Linked DNA regions of Mus musculus: region 2 is linked to region 1. Evidence: chromatin loops called from intact Hi-C (ENCODE). Cell type or tissue: left cerebral cortex. All regions are shown on one strand. Links, peaks and the distances in the headings refer to the core of each region. The heading gives the core; the rest is flanking DNA. Region 1 overlaps Tph2 (tryptophan hydroxylase 2). Region 2 has its middle 180 kb from the start of Gm22507.

What was found. Hi-C counts contacts between places; a loop is a spot of excess contacts. Peaks named below come from ENCODE experiments on the same cell type or tissue, not always from the same donor. Only the 100,000 strongest peaks of a DNase experiment are listed, where the experiment ranks them.
Region 2: it touches region 1 in a loop (3-fold over the local background); 2 of 42 quality-filtered maps call a loop at or near these places.

What each region holds. Positions count from the first base shown.
Region 1 is chr10:115,093,196-115,102,061 of GRCm38, reverse strand. All of the region lies in intron 8 of Tph2 (tryptophan hydroxylase 2), which reads left to right. Among named protein-coding and RNA genes, the nearest start is that of Tph2, 87 kb to the left of the region's middle. In left cerebral cortex, for the core only: a CTCF peak has its summit at 4,709 (motif pointing right); DNase peaks (open chromatin) are centred at 4,718, 6,236 and 6,601.
Region 2 is chr10:113,102,210-113,111,075 of GRCm38, reverse strand. No RefSeq gene overlaps it. Among named protein-coding and RNA genes, the nearest start is that of Gm22507, 180 kb to the right of the region's middle. In left cerebral cortex, for the core only: a CTCF peak has its summit at 4,764 (motif pointing left); DNase peaks (open chromatin) are centred at 1,224 and 4,768.

The DNA.
Region 1 (8,866 bases), core at 336-8,335:
ATGTGTCACTCTTTCCAGTAACTTCTTTTCTTAAAGCTCATCTAGGAACCCACTAATTCTTCAAAGTCCAACAAGGGCTTCAAATTCTTCCAGCACCATAAATTTAAACTAGAGTGAGAAGCTTGGTGGTGGGGGGAGGAAATCACATCCAGGATGGTTTAAAATCATTATTGTTAGTTTTCTTTCCTGATCCATATTATTCCATCCTCGAGAACAGAGAAATCTCTTCCCCCAAATTTTAACTGAAGAGCAGTATAGTAGAATTTAACACACACACATACACATATACCCCACACTCCCCATACACACACGCACTTTTAGGTTTGATGCTGGAATCGAACCCATGCACTTGTGCATATTAGGCAAATGCTCTGTATCTGAGCCACATCCCCACGCCACCTCCCCAAATTACAAGTTTGGTCTAAATTGTGACTGGCTGGTGTGTTTTATTTAGAGATCTAGCAGATTTTACTTAGAGAGTTTTACTTGGGAGTCAGAATACTGGACCAAGTCTGATACTGCGTCTATTACTTCCACACTTTCATTTTATAGAGCTAAACCAACAGACTCGGAGCAAACCAACAAACCATGCAAAATTCCTTTCTTTCAACAAACCAGACTCCTGCAGGGAATTTCCCTCCTCAGGAACCTTTGCTGAGAAGATGGCAGCCCTGGGCAGCCATTGCTTTGTGTACGACTCTTAGGAGTAATTAAGAGTCCGAAGGGTTTAAAGAAATGACAACAGAAATGTGTGTGTGTGTGTGTGTGTGTGTGTGCGTGTGCGTGTGTGCGTGTGTGTGTGTGTGTGTGTCAGGGAGGAGGTGATATGGTGTTACCAGGGTAGGGAGACCTGTGTGGTTTAAATAACACAACCATTAGTCTCACCTTTGTTTCTAATATTTATTTTTACTGTGCTAATATTTCTATTCTAAAGTGTTCTGCTCCACTACCAGCCATCCTTCTTACTGCCAGCCCATTATCAATTGCGATTTAGTCAAGCTTAAGGAATTTTGGCTAAAGGCAGGAAAGCATGCCCTGTTTGAGAACTGAAGTCTTGATGATGCTAAAATTCAAACTAGCCAGGGGTGGGTGCTGGGGTAGGGGGTGGGATAAGGGTGGTGGTGGGAGCGTAAAGGTGTATGGGAGGGGGACTTGGGTGTCTCCTTCTCAACAACCTTGCAAAGCAATCTCCTGAAGAAAGCAGAAACAATTCAGCAAATACTCTGAAAGGGGTAGTGAGCCCCTTTGTGTGTCTCTATACTGATCAGATGACAGATTGCTGGTATTGGACCATCTTTCAGAAGCAGTCCTTCTTTCTGAGCCTTATCCTTTGGCTACGACAGGGACAACCAAGGGGCAGATACTTGTTGGATGTTCTTCCTGTCCCATCCTGGAGCACCCATCTTCTTTAGGCACCAAGCCTTGATCTGTTAGATCATAAAGAAAAAAAATGGTGGTGGTGGTGGAGACAGAATCCACAGTGGATTGCAGAGGATGGGCTTATAATGGCTCTCAAGGAGTTAGGGATAATAGCCCCTTATGCTTGTGGAACTATTTCAGCACTAGGCTGTTGCAAGAAATATTAAAAAACAGAACTGGCCCATTCCCATGGTTATGCCTCTAACTCTCTGCCCTGGCAGCCTGACTGGCCATGCATTGGCAGGCAATGGCTGACCTATTTTTATCTCGTGGAGACTGACTCAGAATTGCACAATCTCTCCACCCAGCTCACTAAGTTCTTACTGCAGGTCATTACCATGCCAGCCCTGTGCATCAAATCCCCCATGACCTTTGTGGTGCACATCTGGCAAACCCACACTTTGCCACCGTACCTTTCTCTCTAACTCTCTTCTGCTTCCTCTCTTCCTCTGTCCAACCCAGAAGTCCCGCCTACTCACCCAGCGACTGGCTCCTTTATTCATTAGGGGATTAATTTACAGGAAGCCACCATATCATGTGACTCATTCCTCATTCCAGACAACCTCTCCCGGGAGAGCAGAATTAACATAAAATGCAAGCAGCACAGAGCCATCCACAACACTAGGCTCTGTCTCGCCATCATGGTAGGTCACAATAACTCTGCACGTGGAAGCTCCATCACTAATAAGAAAAGGCGCTGCTGGATCTGAGGTTGGAAACTCAAGTTCGTTTCATGATTTAATAGTTCCAGAATTTCGGGTCCCAGTTTTCTGACACAAACCATGCAGTCAATAACTTCAATAAAGTCTGCTTCAGTGGCAGGTAGGAAAACAAACTTGTGTAAGAATGCTTTGTTAAGCCTGGCTAGGCTGCCAGTCAATGCTTTGAAGCTTGAGGTAAGTTCTACTGTCTAGTGATAACCCTGCGTTTGGAAGCACCTTGCTATTCAATTGCTGAATACCGTGCTTCTGTGCTTTTGGCATTTCTGGCTCTTCTTCTTGTGTGTTCTTCTTGTTCTCTTATGTTGGACGGGTTTAGGAGCCCTGTAACTAAGCTTGCTTAGAGCTGTGTAGAAGGTAAGACACCGAGGACTGGAATAAGTGAGTGAAGGAGTCTCCTATAAGCAAGGGACACAGAACTTAGCGCACGGAACTTAGATCACAGTTTCAGTCAGGCTCGTTCCAGCTTTCTGTCGTGAACTTCCTCTTGCCTGGGTAAGTGGATAATAGAATTCTAGATGTGAGAGAATGTGTATGATTATTAAGCAAAAATATACTCTACTACTATGAAAGAAAGGGTTTTTTTTTGTAGTTGTTTTTCTTTTTTCTTTTTTTTTTGTTTTTTGTTTTTTTGTTTTTTTGAAAGGTAACAGTACCCATGTCTCAAAGAGAATGCTCCCCGCTCCCCCAAGGCCTCCCCACTCCCTGGGGCCTCGAGTCTCTCCAGGGTTGGGTGCATCTTTTCCCACTGAGGTCAGACCAGGCATCCTCTGCTGTATATGTGTCTGGGGCCTCATATCGGCTGGTGTATGCTGTCTGGTTGGTGGCTCAGTATCCGAGAGAGATTTCAGGGGTTCAGTTTGGTTGAGACTCCTGGTCTTCCTATGGGGTTGCCCTCCTCTTCAGCTTCTTCCAGCCTTTCCCTAATTCAACCCCTGGGGACCCCAACTTCAGTCTAATGGTTGGGTGTTAAGCATCTGTGTCTGTCTCAGCGAGCTGATTGTTGGGCCTCTCAGAGGGCAGACATGCTAGGCTTCTGTCTGTAAGCACACCATAGCATCAGTAATAGTGTCAGGCCTTGGAGCCTTCCCATGAGATGGATCCTGATTTGGGTAGGTCACTGGACCGTCTTTCCCTCAGTCTCTTCTCCATTTTTGTCCCTGTAGTTCTTTTAGACAAGAACAATTCTGGGGCAGAGTTTTTGACTGTGGGGTGGCAACCCCATCCCTCCACTTGATGCCCTGACTTTCTACTGGGGGTCTCTCTCCTCACTATTGGGCATTTCATCTAAGATCTCTCCATTTGAGTCCTGAGAGTTTCTCATCTCCCAGGTCTCTGGTGCATTTTAGAGGCCCCCCCCCCCTCGAGGTTGCATATTTCCATTCTGCTGGCCCTCAGGGCTTCTGTCCTGTCTCTCTGTACCCCTCGCCCCATACCTGATCATGTTTTCCCTTTCCCTTTCACCTCCCCTCTCCCACCCAGGTCTCTCCCTCTGACTCCTGTGATTGTTTTCTTCTCCTTCCCAAGTGGGATTGGAGCACCCTCACTTGGGCCCCACAGAGAGACCTTTTCCTATCATCACATGAAACCATTCTGTATTATGTTGGCATGATTTCACATTGGTGGACTTGACTCTTCCTTTTTTTTTTTTCCTGGATATTTTCTTTATTTACATTTCAAGTGTTTTCCCCTTTCCAGGTCCCCTCTTCAGAAACCCCCTATTCCATCCCCTCTCTCCCTGCCTCTATGAGGGTACTCCCCCACCCACCCACCCACTCCCATCCTCCCATCTTGCATTCCCCTATACTGGGGCATTGAACACCCTCAGGCCCGAGGACCTCTCCTCCCATTGATGTCCAACAAGACCATCCTCTGCCACATCTGTGGCCAGTGCCATGAGTCTCTCCATGTGTATTCTTTGGTTGGTGGTCCAGTCCCCAGTAAGCTTCGGGGTGCCTGGCCTGTTGACTCTGTTGCTCCCCACATGGGGCTGCAAACCCCCTCAGCTCCTTCAGTCCCTTCTCCATCTCCTCCATCGGGGACCCCCGAGCTCAGTCCGATGGTTGGCTGTGAGCTTCCTCTTCTGTATTTGTCAGGCTCTGGCAGAGCCTCTCAGGAGACAGCCATATCAGGCTTCTATCAGCAAGCACTTCCCAGCATCCACAATAGCGTACGGGTTTGATGGCTGTATATGGGATGGATCCCCAGGTGGGGCAGTCTCTGGATGGCTTTTCCTTCAGTTTCTGCTCCACACTTTGTCTCTATATTTCCTCCTGTGAGTATTTTGTTCCCCCTTCTGAAAAGCACTGAAGCATCCACATTTTGATCATCCTTCTTCCTTCTTCATAGGGTCTGTGAATTGAACCTTGGGTATTCCGAACTTTTGGGCTAACATCTGCTTATCAGTGTGTACATACCGTGTTTGTTCCTTTGTGACTGAGTCCCCTCACTCAGGATGATATTCTCATGTTCCATCCATTTTGCAGACTTGGTTCTTTCAAACTTTGATTGCTATCTATCAGGCTGGTATGTCTTGAGAGTGGTGTATTACCCTCAGTGATCTGAAGATGGCAGCATTGTGCACCCTATCTGTTTTTCCCTGAGCCCTCCCTAGGTGTGTTCCACAGCCCTTCAGAGTTCAGATTGTCGACACTCAGGCTGTCTTTTTCCGCTTAATGACTGTGAATGTAAATTACTCTGCTTTCTTCTGCGGAAGAGGCCCCATCTATCATTCCTGTTTTGGTTTTAAGCTAATGATTATATGTAATTATATTCAAATAAAATATTTACAAATAATTATATATCACTAGTGCGTAAAAGATTTAGAATTCATGATCGTCAGTGCTGATGAAAGGTAGCCTTCAATTTGGGAGGTGTTGGTTTTATTATTATTATTTGTTTCTGTTTCAAAGACATTAGCGGCCAAGAATCAGCAATTCTCTTTTGCAGGTGTTTTTACAAGGCTCAGTGTTTTTATTTTTTTTCTTTACCTCTTGCATATTTATTTTGTGATAATAGGTAGGATATTTGTCTGGAAAAATCTCAAGGGAATATATTATAGATCCACATCTGGAGAGTTCTGTGAGAAAAAGAAATTATATCTTAAAATTTCCAGAAGCAGTTAGCTGTCATTGAACTCTAAGACATTTTGGGGGGGGGGTGTCAATCAGTTCAACTCTAAGCTGGCTTTGCATAGGAAGCCAGGCGGTAGACATGTGTGGTCGGTCCCTCCCTTAAGTCAGTGATCTGACGGAGGTCTTCACTACTATTGAAAACAAAAAAAGCATCTCTAGTAAGTCCCTAATCCCAAATTTGCCAACACTTCAGTTTTAGATATGATTCTTCATTACTTATAATCTGTCAGCCACACACAGAGCTGACAATGGAAAGCCGTGTCAGAGCAAAAGGTCTGGTTCTATGAGGAAAGCAGGCTGCAGAAGCTGAAACCAGGGTTTTCTTTATGATGCATGCAGGAAGCCAGAGGGGAAGGTAGGCAGACAAGGACCAGATGGAGCCCTGTAAGGGCAGAGCTTTTGGAGGAACTCCCAGATGTGGAGAGGGGCCAGAGAGCTCTAGAGTCAGGGGATAGAAGATCCACAAGGCTCTTCTTCCCTTGGAGGCCATTCTGCTGCTAGAAGTGTATTAGCTAAGGATACACTGTATAATCCATCATCTCAACATTTGAGTCTTTGGTTAAACCAATGCAGGCCTTTTAATCCTTGCTATAAAATCAGACAGAAAGCCAAATCCAGGGGAAGATGCTGTGGCTGATGTGGTAGAGTTTTCTCGGAAGCTCTGTCAGCCTGCTTTGATTCAGGTGGTAACTGTGGCTGTGCATTATGTATGCAATGATGCAGTGTAGGGGAAATTTCAACTGCAATTGATAGTTGACCTACACCCTCCTGTAGTTGGCACCGTATGTGTGTTTTAGATACCTTTAAGTATGACAACACATTTGCCCACAGAGTTTTCTGTATTCGACATGAAGCCTCCAAGGATATTATGTGGTGAGCTAAAAATGCAAGATTAGTCAGGGAGGCGAACCAAAGGCACTCTAAGGAGATGCCATGAACTTCCAGACGCCATGAGCTTCCAGCTGTCTTGTTCCAGACTTTCATTTCCCCATCATTTGGCTGTAAAGGGAAATCACACACCTACTAAGTTTTTATTTAGAAACCTTAAACATGGCAGATGCTGATGTTGGGCTTTGTAAGACACTGAGCTCTGGATCTTGTAAATGTCACTGTTTGGATGAGTCCTGGATATATCACCCACCTTCCTAAGTGTAAGAATTTCATTTTGTGACATAGAGGGGCCTTGTTGCCGTGTGTCTTCCAGGCTTCTCTGTGAATATTGAGTATTTTGCTTCCCTGTGAGCAGGACTGGGCACAGTTGTTCGGATGACAGACTTGAGGCTTTTCTTGTAACTTCTCCACATGTTAGCAACTCTTATTTTTAGTTATTCTCATGAGATCTCGGTGAGACAGACTTCTTCTAACATCTTGACATCCCACCTATGGCCCCTCCTCACCTCTCATGGTGCTGAGGATAAAGATCAGTGTTAATGAACAAAATATTCCTAGAGATGCGATACCATCCCTGGTCGATTTATAGTAATTCCTGAAACACTGTAAGAGCTTGCGAGCACCGGCTGATAAATCCTGAATGGATGGGCAAATGAATACCAAGTTAGGTTTGTGTGTCTACGCTGAAGTAAGAGAAAATGAAGGCATCAAAGGACCTGAGTTATACTCTGGCATCTGCTTCTCTAAGCTCGGTGACTGTCTCCCTCCCGACAGTGGCTTCCATTCACAGACTCATTCACCTACTCGACAGATATCTCTAGCAATTATTTGATGCTAGACTCTAGTCTAAATGCTAAGATTTTTGCATTGAAGAAGAAGGCAAACCCCTGGTCCAATCATGGCTCATACTACTGAGTGATGCAGCAATAACAGTCAATGGACAGGATGATGTTGGGTGGAAGATGTTCTTCACGTAACATGTCAGACAGATACTAAGCAGAGAGCATGGCTGCTCTCATGGTCAGGGAAGCCCTCTATGACTAGGTTGACATTTAAGCTGCAATCGTTTTCATGAACCAACTCTGAACTGAGAAGGGAAACTTCAGAGAGGCTTCCTCCAGCAGCAGATGGGAGTGGTTGCAGAGGCCCACAGTCAGACATTATGCGGAGAGTGTGTCTAAAATTGAGGTCGACCCTTGGAGATCAGGGAAGATCCTGCAGAAGGCCAGAAGGGAAGGAAAAATGGAAGTCAGAGGGGTTGGGGGTAGAGATACTAGGAAAACATGGCACACTGAATCAACTAATCAGGGCTCACATGGGCTTACAGAGGCCGGAATGGCAAGCACAGGGCCTGTGTGTTATGGCTGTTGGCTTGGTGTTCTTGTGAGACTCCTAATGGTGGGAGCCAGTGTATCTCTGACTCTTTTGCCTGCTCATGGGACTCTTTTCTTCCTATTGAGTTATATAATCTAGCTTCGATTAGAAGGCCTTGGCCTTGTCTTATTGTACCTTGCTTTGTCATGATGAGCTGTCATCTCTTTTCTGAAGAGGAAACAGAGAGGCGGTGATTCTGGGGGGAGAGAGGAGGTAGGGGGGGGAGCTAGGGGGAATGGAGGGAGGGTGGTTGGGACGTGTTTTATGAGAGAAGAATTGATTTCTAATTAAAAAAAATCACAGGAAAGAAAGAAGATGACCACTATATGAATACCTATAGAGAAGAGTGTTCCACCAGAGGGAAGAGCAAGCATAAAAATCCGGAAGCCAGATTCATTTATATTTCCAGGGGCATCAGAGTGCAGTTGTGTGGTTTATGGCAGGAAAGCATGCTCTTTTGCAGCCTTTAGAACATCATGGTGAGCTGGGCATAGAAATATAGCCAATAACGGGACTGCAAAATCCAGTGTGAAGTTCCACTGTTGTGGCAACTCTATAGAGGCTCACTGAGGTGACAGACTTTGGACCTGGTTAATTTTGTAATTTTTTTTATTTGCAAATTCCTTATAATAAAGTTTTAATAAACAAGCCGCTGTCTTAGCTAGGGGTTCTATTGCTGCAATAAAACATCAAGACTGAAGGCAAGGAGGGAAGGAGAGGATTCGTTTCATCCCGCAGCTTGGTGTTATCATCTAAGGCAGGCAGATCAGGAACTCACTGGCAGGCACCTGGAATTTGGAGCTGGCACAGCAGGCATAGAGAAAGCTTGCTTATTGACTCACTCCATCTGGTTTGCTCAGTCTTTCTCCCAGCAACCAGGACCACCAGCCTAGGAGTGACACCACCCCCAATGGTCTGTGACACCACCCACAGTTAACCATCAGAAACCATCAAGAAAAGGCTGACCTTATGGAGGCATTTTTTTTTTCAATTAAAAGTCTCCCTTCCGAGATAAGTTTAGATTTGTGTCAAGTTGATAAATCCGAGCAGCATAGCCACTTTATGGATCTGCCCCAAATCCCCTGAGGTGGAGGGCTTTACCTAGAATGATGCTAAGCATCCTGTAACACAGGGCAGCCTCTCCAAACAAGTTTTAAAGTATTATAGCAGGAACTGTGGGGGTGTCTCTATGTAAAAGCTAGGGGTCTCCACAGCCACAAAAGCATCTCCTACAGGAGGACCTAATTGAGGACTGCCCAAGAGACCAGGGATTGCTAGTGCAGACAATGCCGATCAGGAACTGCTGTTTAGGAGAGATGCTTTCTTGGG
Region 2 (8,866 bases), core at 623-8,622, 2.0 Mb after region 1:
GTCACTGTACAATTTTACCTCCATAGCTCATCATCAGGCTCGACGACGCGGTGCTAGATTTATGAACAGACTCCATATTAAAAAAATATGCCCTAAAAAAATGAGGGAACACCATTATAACACTCAAAGAGCTAAGCAATGCTAGGAAAAATCTCAAGAGAAAAACAAAATGAAAAAATGATAAGGAATAATAAATAAATCATAGGTGAGTCCCTGCCAACGTGCATTGCTACAGTGCTACGGTAACAATGAGAGACTTTAACATCAGTAAAGGAATGTATACTAATTTACTATCAAGCCTGAGTTGATGGCTCTGCCATACTTGTTTACAACTATTGATTCCACTGTTAAGATATAAATGTGATATATTAATTAATGCAGTCTAAGATATTATTTTCTCATGAATGGAGAAAGCCAACATAAAACTGATTTAATTTGATTTCACTCAAACTGAGTTGTAGAAAAATTTTACGTGTGTCGTGATATGAACATTCAAGTGAGGGACCTAAAGTAGATCACTAATGGGAACTCATCCGCTGCAATTTGTTTGTGCCCTCATGAGCTAGTTTGAGGCGACCATTTTGAACCCCAAGTAACAGTAGATTTTAACAGCTGACACTGATAAAATGTTACTTAAGGGATATCAGACTAGATAGAGTAAAGGCATACTTTATTAGACAAAATAATGAGCAATGTTGAGTTACACTAAAATCAACATGCAAGCATTTCACTGTAGTTGTGAGTTTAGTGTGAAGTTGAAATGTTATAAATATCACCTGTGTCAGGGTCGCAAATGTTTCTAAAACTATGTCCACAACCAACGTCCCAAAATTTAGGGATTAAGACTGGGGACAATTGGCATGCCCATAAAGTTGAAGTCAAGGTAGTTTTGCCACATGAAAATGAAATGTTGCTAAGTAGTTAAAACAGTAGCTGTCCTATTTACATGGAAAAATAAGAAGCAATGGGGGCTTACATACTGTGGGAATAATAACCCTTGGTTCAGCTTTGAGAAAGGTAAAACAATGTTACTTACTTTGTTGAGAGTTGGGGCAGGATTTATTGAAAAGTGCCTTGCTATTATTGTCTTCAAGTATCAAAAACGCCATTGAAGTAATCAAAATCTTGGAGCAAATGCATCAGTTGGTATTACACTCATGTTTGTCTTGCCTGTTCTCACGTGAAGCCAATCTTTTCCCAAAGAAATAAAGACTAGACCCAAGAAAGTCGGCCTGTCGGGTGTACAAGAAGAGGTGCTTACTCAGAGTAAACAGAAATAGCAGACAGCTGGTAGGGAGGAAATCACAGACGAGATGACATGATTTTGAGAGAAAAAAAAAAGTAAAAAAAAAAAAATCTCTGTAGGATTATGTTGCAGAGACTAATGAACAGGATACAGGGTTTTCAGCCCTAAAGGACTATTGAATACAGAAGACATTTTTGTCCAGTGTTGTCTACCTCAGAACACGCACGAGCTAGCCATTCAGCACCTTTTGTACTCACCCTGCCTTGTAATGTACGATGGAAATGCCGTGTGAAAACTCAAAGCTGTGCAAGGTTGTGCTGGAAGATGACCCCATGGTTTTCATGCAACATATAAATGCTATATCGGAACAATTAGCCTAATGGAGAAACACAAGACCATTAGCCCAGACTTAGTACTCAAATTCCAACTGTCAAAGATAGGTCTTGTCATTGAGACTCGAGTAAATTTTCAGCTACTTGAACAAATATTACAGAATTAGCACTAATACGTAGTTGGCAACTAGAAACTAAGAAAATTAAAATTATGATTCTTTTTCAGCCATATAAATAAGTGATTATATATATATATATATACATATACATACATACATATATATATGGGAAAATATATACACATATACATTATGGAATATATATACACATATATAATGGTATATATATATATATACATATATATATATATCCAAAGCAGTGTATGTCTATACACTGTAATTTGTGTTTGGTTCTGTCCTCAAGGATGGAAGTGCTCATTTAGACTGTTAAGAACATGTTGTGCAAAGAAGAATTGGTTTGGTTTAATTTAAATGCAGGGAGAAAGAGGATTAAGTGCACACACTTTTATTTAGCAGGTTCAGCTAGCTTATTTGTGCATCCAACATAATCTCTTAAAAATTACCATAAGCAAAATATAACAGATTGTAAATGGTTGCTCATATTAACTTAGCTAAGTACTTGTAATCTGCCTAAGCATTATTTAACAGAACATAATTGTGAAACAGTATGATACCTCCAGAGTTTTTAAGACTATTATGTGCCTAAATCATAGTTAGCAATCAGAAGACTAAAACAGAGGTACTTAAATGGTAGTTTCTTTACATGGGCTTATAGATTATTTTCCAAATCAAAAGGCACATTTAAAACCATTTCTAAGATGCACCTCTTCTCATATTATTTCATTTTGGCTGTCTTAAACTTAAAATATATTAAAAAGTAAAAGAAAAAAACATAAAGAATAAATCCTACATGTCTGAAAAGTAAAACCCTTTGAGTTTTCATTAATTGAATATTGGTGGATAGAGAAAATTGCTTTTTGGTAGAATTCCAAAACCTTGAATTTAAGTGTTGAGCCAAATTTAAATGCTGAAAATAAGGATTATGTTATAAAGCACAAAACACACATGGTACAGTGTAATGATATTCCAGCATAAAAGGACATAAACATTCCTAGCCTCAAGGTTGATTTACATTGGTGATTGCAGAATACTACTCTTGATTAAAAAGAATTAGGATAGAAATTATTTAAAAATAATTGTTTGAGAAGTCATTATGTCTGTCCTATCAGGTGAGTATCATGCACTGTGGTTCTGGGGAATTTTAATGGAAATGCCCCAAAGCTATGTATGTGAGGAATTCTTGGGCTTAATCTTTGCCTCCCAGCTGAGCTTGGACCACAGGAGGAAGTCTCAATCTTGACTGTCCTCTATGAAGTTGTGACCCAGCAACATTTTCAGGGATCTGAGTAGTTCTGAGAAAATAGAAGAGGGTTATAGTGTGCCCCAAGTAGGGAAATAATATTGAGAAGAGTAAAACTTAGGCAAGGAGGACTTCAACTATGAGCAACTCTGTAGTCAAATATGGTGAAGTGTGCAGACATTTTGACTGGGCAATAAATGCATGCTGCTCTCTTTCATTCTTATAGGATAATCAATAAAATCCCTTCTCTTAAATGCTGATCACTTAGAAAGAAGCATCTAGACACAATTCTCAAGGTAATCAGGGTAACTTGAACCTTGAATAGGAGCTTATCAATGAGTTTTTTTTTTAGTTTGTTTTTATTTTTAAAAAATTAATGGAAACCTATTTATATGTTAGTTTTCATATTTTAGTCTATAATAGTTCATTTCGAGTATTCTATGACAAATTATGCCTGTATATCAGGACAAATATGTGTGCACTTTAATATGTGTGCATTTGGAGGTGTGTGTGTGTGTGTGTGTGTACATACACACTTGTAGCATATGTAAGTTATGCATGTGTATATAGAGACCAGTTGTCAACCTCAATGGTTATTCCACAAGACCTACCCAAAGATACTACCAGCAAGTAGACAGAATGGCTAGGCAGTGAACCTGTCTCTCACCACTCATAACTAGAATTAAAAACACATAGCAACACATGGGGGCAGGGAAGTTAGACAAGGATGATTCTTGGGATCCACAGGAGATGGAAGTAGGGATCAGGCATGGTAAGGAAGGCAGCCACAAGTGTTTTTCTACAAGCTGAGGATAAGACTGGGGAATTGAATCTGGGAGAATACAGAGCAGAGGGGTGTCTGCAGGCAGCAGCCTATCTGATTTTCTGACAGGCATGGCCTTTGGGTTAACAGGGGGATCCTACTGGATTTGAGGGTTGGGGGAGAGACATTAGAAGGGGGAGATCTGTAGAATCCACGAGAGACAGAACAAGGGGGCAGGAGAGATTTCTAAGTGTGCTCTGTTGCAAAACTAGGGATGACGCTAAAGAAATGATTCTGGGAGAACTCAGAGAATAGAATGTGTCTGCAGTCTACCTGGTTTCTGGCAGGCGTAGCCTCTAGGTTAGCTTGGAGGTGTCAGCTGAAGTTAGCAACTGTTTTCTTGTTCTGTTACACTGCTTTTTTTTTTTCCCCCAGTGAATGTCTGCATATTTCATTCATCTCATTTCTATTGTTTCCTCGATTCCCCACCACATGACAACTTTCTACATGTATGGTCTTCACTAATGTATAAATTCCAAAAGAACGGGGCTTTGCCTCCCCCAGCCTGCTTTATTCTATTGCTGATTCGGCAGAAACCTTCCCAGTGAAACACTTCTATGAAGACGGCATTTCTGTAATGTTTAGTGGCGTGATCTTAGTGAACATTTTCACTTTTATCCAATTCTGGTTCCTTCTACACCACAGAAATCTCAACGCAACAAAATATCCCATTGTAAGTCCTGAAACATTAAAGGGATCTAGAATAAGAGTTCACCAATGCATCAACAGAGACGTTTACTCTGTTAAATGCTTCATTCTCTCATGATTATATTAATTTGTTTTTATTTTATTTTATTTTATTTTATTTTATTTTATGTTTTTGAGTCTGTTAGATTTCACCGCAAGATAAGAAAGCAGAATGACAGTTGGAAGAGTTTCCTGGAAGGAAGAGCAAAAGACTCAGAAGATAAAGACCAGGAGGTGGAGTAGGGACAAAAACCTCACCTATGCCATCTAAAGATTCATACCACCCTCTTGTGGTAGAGGTAATCCTAACAATCCCTGAGCATCTCTCAAATTAACCAGAGGCCCTCTCTATACCACCTGCCTATCATGGTTAACCCAGCAGAGCCCAGCTAGTTAGGGGGCAGGAAGCCAATTGGAACAAAAACAGGACTCTGAACAACAGTAGATAATGAAAGGGTTTAGGACAGCAATCTAACACCCGGCAATTCCCAGGAACCTTTTATCTCAGCAAGCTGGGAAGAATTTTGGTCCCCATTTGTTTTCACCTAGGAAAAACATCTCCTCAGCAACAGGAGTTCCAGAAAGTGTCTGCCAAGTCCATGTCAGCCTTGGCACATGTTCAACACTGAGCCATACAGCCCATTAAACATCACACTACAAGAGAACATCCTGTGTCCACCAATATCCTTGCTAGTCCCTGTTGAAAGGCAAAGGCTTCCTAAGTGGCTGACAGATGGACTGATAAGATTCAGTGTTTCTGTCCTAACTCAGGGTGGTGCAACCATTGCTAGTTTGCTTGCTTCCCCTGAGAACACATGTTTGAATTGTAATCTAATCTTATTAATATTTTCCTTTTCATTTTTTACTGTTATGCTTTGTCCTTGCCTGTCAGATGTATTCTTCCACTGTTTATTATTTACCTATATTCCTACTTATTTCAGTACTTTAAAAAATACACTTTGTGCTCCACTCAAGACAGCAAGAATGTGAAGATAAGAAGAAAAGGGGGAACAGCATTCTTTCAAATATGGTTTATGTAGGTTCATAAACATTTAAACTTAATATTGCAACATGTTGAAACATCTACTCAGGAATTTGGAGATGTGACTCATTCTTTCCTTTACAGAGAAACCATCCATCTGCTTATATTTTGGCCACGGTAATGGCTATTCCTAGTTCAACTTGACTATATCTGGAATGAACTACTATCCAGAATTGGAGGAATTACCTTTGATCCTGATATTGAAGCTGGAAGACACAAGTTTCTGACCCGGATCTTGGCATGGAGATCTTGAGGCATAGTGGCCATGAAAAATTTAAGCCTAGGCAAGGTACTACACACCTCTAATCCCAGGAGACTGAGGCAAGGAGATCTCCGTGTTCATGGTCAGCCAAGGACAAAGAAAGTCCCAGATCCAGGCATGGTGGTACACACCTTTAATCTGGACCACACCTTTTGCTGGAGGCCTACATGAGAACATTGGAAAACTTACTCTTCTTAGCCTGCTTTCACTTACTTGCCAGCACATCTGTTGGAACTTACTTCTACAGAAGACCAGCAGAAACAACAAACTTTGTGGGACTGAGCAACTACTAGATTCTGGGACTTCCCCTTCACAGCTGACCATTGTTGGGTTAGTTGGACTATACAGACTGTAAGTCATCAGATAAACCCTCTCCATATAGAGAGCCATTCCATAAGTTCTGTGACTTTAGAGAACCTTGACTAAGAGGAAGCAGGAAAGGGTTTCCATTCTTCCAGGTCAAAAAGACAGAGCTATCACATCAATACAAGTGGCATCAATGAAAGAAATTGGGAACTAATAGCTGAATTTCCACAACCGTGCAAGATAAGGCTAGGACCTCAAAGAAAAACAGACTAAAACTGGTGCTGCAGAGCTGACACAGTGAATAACAGCACTGGCTGCCCTTCTAGGACCTAGGTTGGATTCCCACCACCCACAGATCTGCTAAAAAACCTTCTAGTGCAGTTCCAATAGATGCCACAAACTTATTGAGCCTCCACACACTGAACTCATATTATCCATAGAATACAGGCAGGCAAAAAATTTATAAGCATAAATAAATTGTAAAAAGAAAGAAAGGCCTAATGTGCAAGACAGCCCACCTTTTCAATATCTTGTTGCTGCACAGGATCTTGTTTTAAAATCTCTTTTCATAGTAGTAAGGATGTTGACTTAGTGTCAAAAAAATATATGCTAGTGGTCTAAATGAACGTTACGCTGCTTCTCTCCATTTTTGTGTTGAATGTGCATTTCAAAGTGTATTAATGGCAGTTATATCATGGAACCAACAGTCAAATTCTGAAACTCAACCAGGAACAATATAAATAGAGATTGAACGACTAAAGTTGTGACAATAGAATTAAGGAAAATTTTAAGCAGTATAGTGTAGCTGCCTTTAGATATACCAGAAGTGGGAACTGTATATATTACAGGTGGTTATGGGCCACCATGTAGTTGCTAGTAGTTGAACTCAGGACTTCTGGAAGAGCATTCAGTGCTCTTAACTTCTGAGCCATCTCTCCAGCCTCCAGAATTGTTTTTTGTTTGTTTGTTTGTTTGTTTGCCTTTTTAAAAATTAGATATTTTCCCAATTTACATTTCAAATGCTATCTCGAAAGTTCCCTATACCCTCCCCCTGCCCTGCTCCCCCACCCACCCACTCCCACCTCCTGGCCCTGGCATTCCCCGGTACTGGGGCATATAAAGTTTGTAAGGCCAAGGGGCCTCTCCTCCCAACGATGGCCGACCAGGCCAGCCCCCAGAATTCTTAAACAATAGCTCCACTTAGAAAAATGTTTACACATCTCCCTTAGGAGGACATCATCACTTTGCTGTTGATCATATGTTAGAGTGTTTTAAACTTTGTTTTACATAGTAAGAAAGAAAAATGACACGTTTTCAGGCCCATTCGTGTAAAAAAAAATAAGTGTCAAGTGCACACAATCAATTTATATTATATGCAAAGCAGCTCAGCCTTAATAAATGGGTTTAAGCAAATGAATAAGTAGACAACCTGGTATTTCACAAAATGTAATCAATGAATGCAGTGTTGTTTTGTTAAATGAACTTGCCAGGCCAGAGTACTACAAGCGGAAGGAAATCTGCCATGCTAACCAAAGGTAGAGAATTCATCATTCCTGGATCTAAGGAATGGCTAGATTCCCAATTACCACATCAGAAGATTGTCAGAAAAAGAAAAGCTCATTAGTTCAGCATAACTACCTGATTATCTCCACACTCTGCAATCTTATTTTTTATGCAAAAATGAGTTGCATTTTGGGAAAGCATTGTTGCATGGAAAATGTATTAAAAGAACTCTGTGATAGGTGCCTAATGATTTCCTTTTGTTGAGGAGTTTGGAAGGCATTATTATGCATACAGATGTGCTACAGATCATTAAAGATCAAGAGCTTTCAGATTGCAAAACCAACAAGCTGATACAAAATCTGAAAGGCAAGAAGCATCCTGATCAGAATAGAAACTTTGAGGAGAAGAAACACGTTGATGTTGCAATCACCATCCAACCCTCATCCAGCATTTTGATTAGCATTCTAGATGGTAAAGGGATGAATAGACAGTTGAATTTAAAACTGTTTATAAGGGCTTAGTAGTAGAACCTAGTTATTTTGTGCAAGGCCCTGGAGTGATTCCCCGGCTTACAGAAAAAAAATAAATTCAAAACAAGAAAAAAATGGGTAAAATTTATTTATGAAATATTTTATAACATTTGTAAAAGGTTACTTAAGAAGGATATTAATGACAACATTATAGGCATTCTGATAATAAGTAAGAAAAGCCAGTAAACATACTTGTGACAGACTGACTTAGCATAGGCTCAGTAAAATAGGAGAAATTATGTCTCATATGAGAAAAATGACATATTTTTTAAAATAATATTTCAAGTGAAAGGATACGCAAAGAGGCAATTTCTCAAGCTTAAGAGTATTCTATAATGTAAAATTTGTGTTATATGATTCATAATTTTACATAACCAACACAAACATTTCTACAGTTCACACCCCAGAACTACAAGTTTGAGAAAACAAAATTTTTAGTTTACTGTATTTTAGAAATGTCTAATTAATAAACAAATCCTGTGGGACTGAAGAGATGGCTCAGTTATAACAGCACAGAAAACTCTTGAAAAGAACCTGAGTTTTGTTCCCAACACTTCCTCAAGAGGCTCACAACCCTTTATAATCTAGGCTCCAGGGGGTTCCAGCACTCTGACTTTACACTAATGTACACATATCCTCATACACAGACAAATAAATATCTAAAAGTAAAATAATCAATACTTTCTAAACATGAAATTATGACTTTGTGTTTTATTGCCTTTTACTTTTTTAAAAGTTTCATACATGCATATTGT